Regions from separate parts of the Homo sapiens genome. Here region 2 is linked to region 1. A link is an interaction called in ENCODE POLR2A ChIA-PET data of the cell type or tissue named here. Cell type or tissue: A673. All regions are shown on one strand. Links, peaks and the distances in the headings refer to the core of each region. The heading gives the core; the rest is flanking DNA.

Region 1 (4,000 bases), core at 1-4,000:
ATTAGTTTAACAACTCAAGGCCTGGGGAGCTGCATCTGACTGGAGGGAGAGGTGGGCAGAACTTTCTCTAACTCACACCAAGACATCCTCAGCCTAGGGAGGGTTCTGTACAGGAAGAGGGCAGCGCGCATGCACACAGAAATATGCCGCAGGCGAGGCTGAACAGGTGCTGAAGTCCTCCTCAGGGGAGAAGGTGACCAGAAAGCATGTGTAAGGCCATGTCCACAGCACCAACAGGAAGGATAAACTTCAACCCAACCCTGTGTCTTAAATACCGACTAACATAGGCATCTTCACCAAAACTTTAGTAATATGCAAATATTATAGTTTATTTGATTCAGACACATGACCATGTACAGATAGTTACTACTGACAAAGGTATTCTTAGGCAGGTTCATCCAGGCCCACCCCTGACCTTCATCAAATGCTGATAAAGTATGGTGTGAACAACATCGCGCTGAATGTAACCCACAAATGTATTAAGCAACCTCTTTCAGCTTAGCAGGACTAAAAGAAAATTTTAATTACCCAGTCTCTACAAGAAATACAAAAATTAGCTGGGCATAGTGGCCTGTAACTGTAGTCCCTGCTATTTGGGAGGCTGAAGTGGGAGGATCACTTGGGCTTAGGAGGCTGGGGCTGCAGTGAGCTGTGATCCTGCCACTGCACTCAAGCCTGGGTGACAGAGCGAGACTATATCTCAATAAAAAAAAAAATCCATCTCTATCTCTGTATAGATCCATACCCTCTTGGCTATTGGCTCTGTTTTTCTGGAGAACCCTGACCAATACACTCTCTTCTCCGCATTTCACTTATTCATACATTTAAATATTTAATAACTCCTATTTAACAAAAAATTAAATGTCATGAACTTGTTTACAGATAAAGATCATGTCTTAAAATTCCTGGTGGATTCTCATAAAATTTAAATTAATATTGGGTGTACAGAAGGTTTACACATACCTGGAAGTTTCCATATGTATTTCAAAGTTTCCATATGTATACCTAGTTGGTTACATTTTTACCCAATAGGTTCCCAGTATATCTGGAAGTGCCATACATAGCTGGCTGATAAGTCCATAGTGAACACCAGCTCTACTCGTTTCCTTTGGTCAAAGGTTGTCAAAATAAGTGAAAAATTTATGCCATAAAAGTCAAACCCCCTTTTTTTTTTGCCAAAATCAAAAGAAACAAATACTCTAACAAAGAACGTATTAGGAAAAGTTATCTAGTAAAGAGAGTTTAGTATAAGAAACAAACATACAAATATTGATCAGAGATGCTCTGGAAGGAAGTATGACAAAATGGGGAGGAGGGAAGGGATGGAGATACAATAAAATACTGACAAACAGAAATTTAAATACTCCACTTACTTAGTCTGATTGCCTTCACTGATAAGATAATTAGACAAACAGCAAATTTTATCTTCAAAAAATGGCATGTCTACCCCCAGGCACACAGACGCACCTTCCAGGTACACAGCTCAGAAGTCTGGCTTCAGGATATCATGGGGGAAGCATGCTAAACACCTTTCTGACATGTTAATTAGAAACATCAGCACCTCCAGCTTTAAAGATTCATTAAAATTGAGATTTTAATGAAGAACTTAAAATGAGTAAAACGTGTACACTCTACAGGCAATCTTTAAAAGTAAAATTCAGGAAGATTTTTTTTCAACCACAAAAACGTATTCAAATATAGGCTGTACCTACTGAGGTAAACTTATCCAAAACAATGTATGTAACTAAATGACATCAGTAATAGGATATTGGATCTGGCTATTTCAGAATAGACTCATAAAGTAAATAAAACTAAATAATCTAAATTTTCTTTTCTGCTAAATGTAAAAGCTGAGTAAAAATGCCTAGTTAATTATAATTAATCCTAATAAGTCAAGATAAAAAAAGAATAGAAATGTGGGTTCCATTTTGACACCTAATGTTCTATTGCATAGGATTTGGCTCCTATTTTAAAAATAATTTCTAGTCAAGGATGTGTTTCAGAACCATTGTTGTGATTACTTATATGCTACATATTTTCAATAAGAAACGCTAGTTATGAAATAACAAAGTTCAAATAATGAATAACCCTCCAAATAAGTGGTCCCTGGCCATGAATTGTGCTTTCAGGTCACAATCACTTCTACATTAAAGAAATTTTCCAGAAAGACCCAATCACATTGTCTAAATGTCATCATACATTTACATTAAAAAATTAATGGAAAGTGAAAAATTCTGAAACTAATTGTCAGTAAAGTTTGGACTGATGTGCTTCAGCTCCAGTTGTAATATTCTAATTTAGAGATGTTAGTGTGAGAAATCGAAGTAAGTTACACAAGAATATTGTGAAGCAATCAGTTACATAGAAAGATACTGAATCAATACAAAATATTTAAAACCTGTTTTACAAAAGATGGATTCTGGAAACTTCGAGACAAGCACGCATACTGGGCTTAATATGTTTGTTGACTCAGAGAAATAATTAGCATTCTGTTATATCTTTCTCACGCACTTAGGAAATGAAGCAATATTATGACCTAGCAAAAACTGGGTTACTCATTTACTATTACTACTGCCATTTTGCAATATTGTTCCTATTTAGAAAATAACTCTACAGTTGTCTAAACCAATTACACCCATTAAAAATACTAATAAAAGTGTTATAAGGAAAATATGATTAAACTCAGGTGCTTCATCTCTGACAAATATATCTTCAATTTTAAAACATGCAAAGTATATATTTCTTTAGAAATAAATTGAAATGGAATTATGATATTGTAGGCTCTTTAGACATTATTCTTTAGTAATCGCTCTCATACTATCTTTCCACCCAATTTTCTGCTTTTAATGCCTTAACTTCAATAATTACATTTAAGGTATCAAATACTTCAAACAGTTAACAACAAATCTCAACATTTACGAAAATAAAAACTAAATTAGCAAGATTTATATCAGTAGACATTTACTTCTGATTTGTTAGGGAATTAAAAACTTTAAGTGGGGGGTGGAAATTAAATTACACAAATGAACCAATAAAGTGAAAAAGTAGTCTTAATGTTGTCATTATCAAATGCAGTTGAGAGTGCCCTTCCCTTTTTCCCTTTTCCTCTTCAATCTTAACAGGTGATCCTAAAAAGTTTTATTTAAGAATAAGGTGGGCTACTTTCTTTAATTACTATTAGGTTGGTACAAAAGTAATTAAAAGTAATGACAAAAACTGCAATTGCTTTTGCTCTAACCTAATATTATTTTTTTTTTATCTCCCAGAAGAATGTTCTTACAACAAGCACTGCTCAAAAGCATTAACTCTATATGTGGTCACAGCAGAGAAAGAAGAAATCTAGACGAGACAGAGTCAGAAGTACAATACCCTGTAGTACAGTTCAGCCTCATGTGCTGTGCTGTGTTCGGATTATTTGGGGCTGGAACCCTGATCAGCTGATTTGCTAACGCAACTGTTCTAAATGTCCTTCTCACTTCCCACTAAGTTCCATTTTCAGAGAGGACATCTCTTCCTGCGGAAACTGAAATCACCACTAACTGGAATCAATGACATATTTTAGCTAAAGAAGAAACAAAGCCGGTGGCGGTGGCTCTCGCCTGTAATCCCAGCACTCTGGGAGGCCGAGGCGGGCGGATCACGAGGTCAGGAGATTGAGACCATTCTGGCCAACATGGTGAAACCCCATCTCTACTAAAAATACAAAAAATTAGCCAGGCGTGGTGGCTCACACCTATAATCCCAGCACTTTGGGAGGCCGAGGCAGGTGGATCACTTGAGGTCAGGAGTTCGAGACCAGCCTGGCCAACATGGTGAAACCTCATCTCTACTAAAAATACTAAATTAGCTGGGTGTGGTGACTCACGCCTGTAATCCCAGCGACTTGGGAGGCAGGAGAATCGCTTAAACCCAGGAGGCAGAGGTTGCAGTGAGCCGAGATCGTGTCACTGCACTCCAGCCTGGGCGACAAAGTGAGACTCCGTCTCAAAAAAAATAAAAA
Region 2 (5,830 bases), core at 838-4,837, 850 kb before region 1:
CTCACCTCTTAGTGTGGTTTGCTGCAAGCACAACCCTTAAAAAAGGCTTGAGTAAAGCAAAGCCAGGGTCTTGCGTATTTCACTGACCCACTAACAGGCGTGGGAGCAGGAGAGACGCACAGAGGAGGGCCTTTCCCAGCAGACACAGCTGAGTGGTTGTGGTCGGTTTGCATTTTGATGTCCACAGGATCAGTGTCTAGTACAAAGTAGGTGCTTAAGAAACGTTGATAAATTTGACCGAATCCAACATTTCACTGGGTTAGAATGAATTTACCACCACACAGCATAACTACATCACTACATCTATTGAGTATTATTCTCTACTACACAGATGGGTCCTCACACTATGGACCCAGGCAGCGTCAAGAGTCCAAAACGGTACCTTCTAAAGGAAGCAACCTAAAAATAAAAGAAATAGAATTACTGTTTGACTCATTAAAACTAATTTCTGTGAAATGAAATTTAGAAACTTCCTCAGCTCAGAGATAAAAGTCACTTTCTCTACTCTACACCATTAGTAAGAAGAAGGTAAAATTGCAGCATTGGACATTAAAATCAAGCACTAAGAAAGTTTTTTTAAAAAAGCCAGATGATGGTTATAATATATGGCAATTTTTATCTTCAAATTATGTGTGGCAATATTGTAACAAAAGACACAAGAAAAAAATATTTGAGGAAAGAAATAGTTGAGGAAAATAGTGCCTTATTACTTAGACAGAAAGCTAATGGGGCAAAGACCTATGTTCTGGGTAATTCTTAGTATACGTTTGAGGCTTAACAAATATCTAGCACATTTTTAGTAACAATGTTTGCGGATTTTTATATTTTGAATTGAAAATGCCATAAATGCACCTTCACGATAAAGGGTGAGCCCACTTTTGTATTATTCTGTAACTAAAACATGATGATATTTAAAACAACAAAGCAAAATGATGATCTAGATATTAATTTCCTTTAAAGTTTATATTGTGAGAGACAAGGGTGCCATTTTGAAATTGTGGTGTACTTTTAGTGTGAAGAAACTTTAAAACTAGGTACAAGTTTATCAAAATAAAACAGGTAAGTATCAAGTCTCAAAAATATGTATTTCATTTTCTGTGTGCTTTTAGTAGCAGTGAGAATCATGTTTTTAAATTCTCACTTTTACTACCTAAAAGGAAATTTTTGTAGTATAAAATATAATTTTAAGATGTTTTCAATATATAATTCCTATTTTTTTTCTCTTTTAGCAAGACAACCTTGGGCTGACATTCGAAATTTTTACTAAAGAACCAGCAAGTACTAAAATGCAGGCTGATGTTTACACTTTCAGTAGTAATTCTTAGAATGTGTTTATCTGAACTGAAATCTCTACTTAACAGTCAGCGGGAAATGGCAATAAATGGCATCTGCCCTAAATTTCACAAGTTGTTGCTTTATTTATTTTCTTGTGAACCTCATTAATCCATACTCCCTCAAGTCACTTTAGTTTAGTTAATATTATTTGTGTGACAAAAGTGTTTTGAACAAGGAAAAATGGAAAATTCATGTATAAATAGCTAATCATTGGTCTTAAACATAGCATATACACGGAGGCTCAGAGGACAGGTTGGTAAAGATTACTCAAAAGGAGAATTAAAAGACCGCTCAATTCTCAGTTGTGTCATAATCGTATCTTTATGGTAGCTACATATTATAAAATGTTTTTTATTTATCCCTCATACTAGTAAGCGTCAAATTCATGATCTTTGTGAGTATACTGACAAACTACTCTCACAAGCTATTACTATTATTGATATTTTATATATCAACTTTTTTTCATCCATAAAAGTACCTCAACGACATGTTCAGTAGCAAATAAGTTTTCAGATCCCTTCACTCTATTGAATAACAGCTCTGAACACTTTGACTAACTTGAATATCTTCTATTTGCAATGCCTAAAGATTGAGAATAAAGCAGTTAAGAAGGAAGGTGTAATTTGTAAATTTAGAATTGCCAAATTAGTAATGAGTATGTAAGTTCAAATAATTTTACGCAATCAAAAAGATAGTGACATTCGATGCTTATTGCCATTTGTTATTTATGTTTTTAAAATACATTTTTGTTATGTGTCATTTTCAGAGTATGTTTTCTTTCCTATCTTACTTTTTCCAATTTGCTTTTCAATCTTTCAAGATGACTTTGGCTTATCCTAAAAAGAATGTGAGACTTAAAGGTCAATGTAGGGGAGAAATACAATTAAAAAACACTTGGCTTGCCAGATAAGCAAATCTTGATTATAACTTATTTTTGATTAGGTAAACATTCTAAAATAATACTGAATTTAGATTCTTGTTTTTATTTTGTTGGCTAGTATTCTAAACTCTTAAGTGGGCAGTGATATACATTTCTATTAAACTGTATAAGTAACTATGCAAATTGGGATATAAATTGCATTAGAAAATATGAACATATTTGCTTGATACTTAATTCAACCATAAAAAATAAAGTATTGCACTTATTAATGTTCTCTTCCCTCATTTGTCATCTGATATTGCTCTTAGTCACTCACTATCAAAATTTCTTTGTTTAATCTTACTTCTATTAATTTCCTTAAAGTTTCATGCAAAGCAAATTTATGTCAGGTTGTAAGCACCTTTCTCTCAAAGCAACCACCACTGTATTTGTGACAACTCATGCCAGAACCCTGAATCTGCCTTGGGAAGAAACATTGCCAGTTGGTGGCAGCATTCACAAGAGAGGGTCACATTTCCTCTGTTATCTTTAGGTTGAATTTCAAAACAACTCTAGAAAACAGACTCAGAGGGCTAGCCTTGGAAACAGCATGCAAACAACTGCAGAAAAGCGGAAGGTTTCTGACTATAATACAGTTCTACCAAACAGCAGAGCATGTGGCAAAAAAGCCAGGCTGGCTCCCTTCCTCCTGTTTACCTCCTGAGCAGTGTATGAAACAGGGTGAGCTTGCTCCTGGAATCAATAGGTGAATCAATGAACACAGGCTGGTCTTCCCCACTTCATAACATCTGTACTCTGTACAAGGACACTCCGGGCCACCCTCGCTGAGCATCCTCCCGCCCTCTCCCAGAAAATATAGCTGTGTCATCTTACAGACATTTTTAATGTCATCTGCTTATGATGTGCAGATTGAGAAGCAGACAATTTTGTTCTGCTCTGGCATGAAAAAAAAAAAACGTTTTAATCGGCAGCTAGGATAGCAACATGAAGCAACACACAGGACATCAATTTCATCATGCAAAATACCGGTGTATTATATTACAGGGGCCAAGCATTCCAAGGAAAAGTAATGATCTAAGAAGATGCTCTTGCATTTTAAAAATATCTACTAGTGTTATACAGTCATTAATGTATAATTTCCATTTCAATAATAGGAAGCCTTCTGGGAAAAAAAGCTTGTGTTGCTTCTTAAATCTAGAAACACATTCTCAAAATTCAAACAGAACAAAATCCAGAGGCATATTAATAAATATTTTCAACTCCTAACCGCAGTCACTTTTTAATTGGGCATTTATGTATTTCTTCAACATAATTATATTTATAATGAAAAAATGTTGAGAATACTGGATTAGCTGCATTTGTAACTACAACATATTTTTCTAAACAGTATTAATTCAATTGATAAGACTTTAAAAAAGTTATAGTAGTTTGTTCTATCATATATGCACATTAAATAATCATTTATTTTAGAAAATCCTCCCTCATAAAATGAACATTTAGGAAAGAGACTGATCCATATTTTTAACAAGAATAATAAACACACAAGTAGAAAGCCTTTATAATTTCCAAGGGGCTGATCAATTCCATTAACAAATCCTGATACTTTAAATGTTTGCAATGCCATACATAGCAAATGATCCAAACAGCAGTTATATTCTCTCATGTAAGTCATTCTGTTGCCCATACACAGAGTTAGCATGTTACAAAACTCTTGTGAAATTTCAGTTGAAACATTAGCAAATAAATTTGCTGGTAAAGTGCAAGAAGTTTCCTTATAAACCCTAGATGAGGAAAAGTCTGTCCACAGTTCGTTCATCAGAGGAATGGAATTTCTCAAATGAGCTACTGAACAACATTATCTAATAAAATGAAATATAATGAAATGGTGCCACTCATTTTAAAGATTAAATATATCCTTTGACAGAAACCTGTGAAGTTAAAAATCTTTCCCTCTTAAAATACCTTTTAAATTAAAGCTATTCTAACTAGTTATATAGCATTCCACTTAATCTGCTTAGTTTTTAGATTGAGCTCACCTAAATACAAAATACTGTCAAACACCTACAGGGCAAAGAACTAAAAAAAGAAAGAAAATTTCACAAGCAATAAAATGCTATTCACCTTTCTCCTCCCATACTTGCCTTTCCTATATGAAACAAAGAAAATAATTAGTGATGTTCATTATTGGTAGTGCTACTAGTATTTGTATTGTGAACCTGTAACATATTTTTAAATCTCTACACTTTTATATAATTGATTCTTTCTTGAAAAGTAATTATTTCAGAAGACTTCTAATAAAATAATCATTATTGTATATGATTCTGTTAAAAATAGAAAAAACAAACAAACAGAAAAAACTCCCTGCTGAAAGATATGGCCATTTTATTAGCTGTGAAAGGAAAGAAAGCTTCCAAGGAAAGATCTTGGACCATGAGAAAAAATTTCAACCAGGCTGTTTGCTGGCAAGAGGCCATGCCAGCCCCAGCCAGTCCTGCGTGCAGAGCATGTTGGCAGATGTTATTAGCTGACTTTTGTTGAAAAAGTATGGAAGAACAGTTGGAAAATCACAAGGTGTAGAACAAGCTTTAAATAAATAAATAGCTTATCTGGCAATAGAAAGGGGGAAAGAAAACAAGTTCCTCGGTTGAGGAAGAGGACTGGGATACTTCTAATTACAGAGTTTCTTACTGTTGGTTTGTTTCATGGGCTGACTCTCAATGAGAATTGAAATTGTATCATCCACATTTGTATTTGGAGGTTCTAACTGCAGAATTGCAATTAATTTCCAGTTTGCTGTAGGAAATTTATACTCTCTATGACAGAATACCACGGACATAGGTGATAATTCTTTAACCTTCTCTCTTTTGTCCCCAGTCTGGTAACTGAGGCAGTACATGGGGAAAGTGCTAACTGCCAATCCAGAGCTGCTGACACCTTAAAAACACTGGCCTTTAACACTAGGATGGCCCCAAGAAACAAGCAAACAGGAAAAGATGACACCTGCTAGCGTGTGACAGGCACAGCAAGTAAATGTTCAATACGGATATGAAAATGCAACTGCATAATAAAAGTCAACATGAAAAAGAAAAAGATTGCAAAATATACTTTCTCAGAAGAAACCATCACATGATGTTTAAAAGTGGTGGTTCCTTTAGCATTGTCTACTGATGGCTGGCAACATACAGGAACATAGAGGTGGCCCATTTACATCCTCATAAAAGTGGGATGTAAGTGATCACAAAGCCAATAAAACTACACCACATTTTCTTCAAGCACCAAGATAAGAATCCCTTCATCTTTCCTGACTAGACATATTGCTAGGCAACATTTGTGAACGTAAGAAAAGGTAACAAGATCTAAAAAGAACGCCGAAGCATAATGTTCATAAAGGTGGCGCCCCCAACACACACAATCATACACACATACCTATACACACACAATCACACAATCTATTATATAAACAAACACGCACACATGCACACATAGGTGCACAGACTTAAAATGGCATTTCTTGAGGTATTTTTTTTTAAGGTATGATTTAAAAATGGAAGATCAACTTTAAACACACCTTTTTGAGGCACACTGGGTGATATTTGCCACAATGATTATTCTTCC

What was found. Peaks named below come from ENCODE experiments on the same cell type or tissue, not always from the same donor. Only the 100,000 strongest peaks of a DNase experiment are listed, where the experiment ranks them.
Region 2: POLR2A ChIA-PET joins it to region 1 with 5 read pairs; 4 of 35 experiments call an interaction of 5 or more read pairs at or near these places.

The regions. Positions count from the first base shown.
Region 1 is chr13:108,943,462-108,947,461 of GRCh38, reverse strand. The region is part of intron 16 of MYO16 (myosin XVI); the gene reads right to left. Among named protein-coding and RNA genes, the nearest start is that of MYO16-AS2, 160 kb to the left of the region's middle. In A673, for the core only: no CTCF peak of the experiment used is centred there; no DNase peak of the experiment used is centred there; H3K27ac peaks cover 789 bases.
Region 2 is chr13:109,788,390-109,794,219 of GRCh38, reverse strand. LOC124903211 (WAS/WASL-interacting protein family member 1-like) reads right to left here. Exons shown (of 2, transcript XM_047430835.1): 2 at 3,224-5,830. Among named protein-coding and RNA genes, the nearest start is that of IRS2, 4.7 kb to the right of the region's middle. In A673, for the core only: a CTCF peak has its summit at 2,691 (motif pointing right); DNase peaks (open chromatin) are centred at 2,729 and 4,689; H3K4me3 peaks cover 1,958 bases; H3K27ac peaks cover 2,055 bases.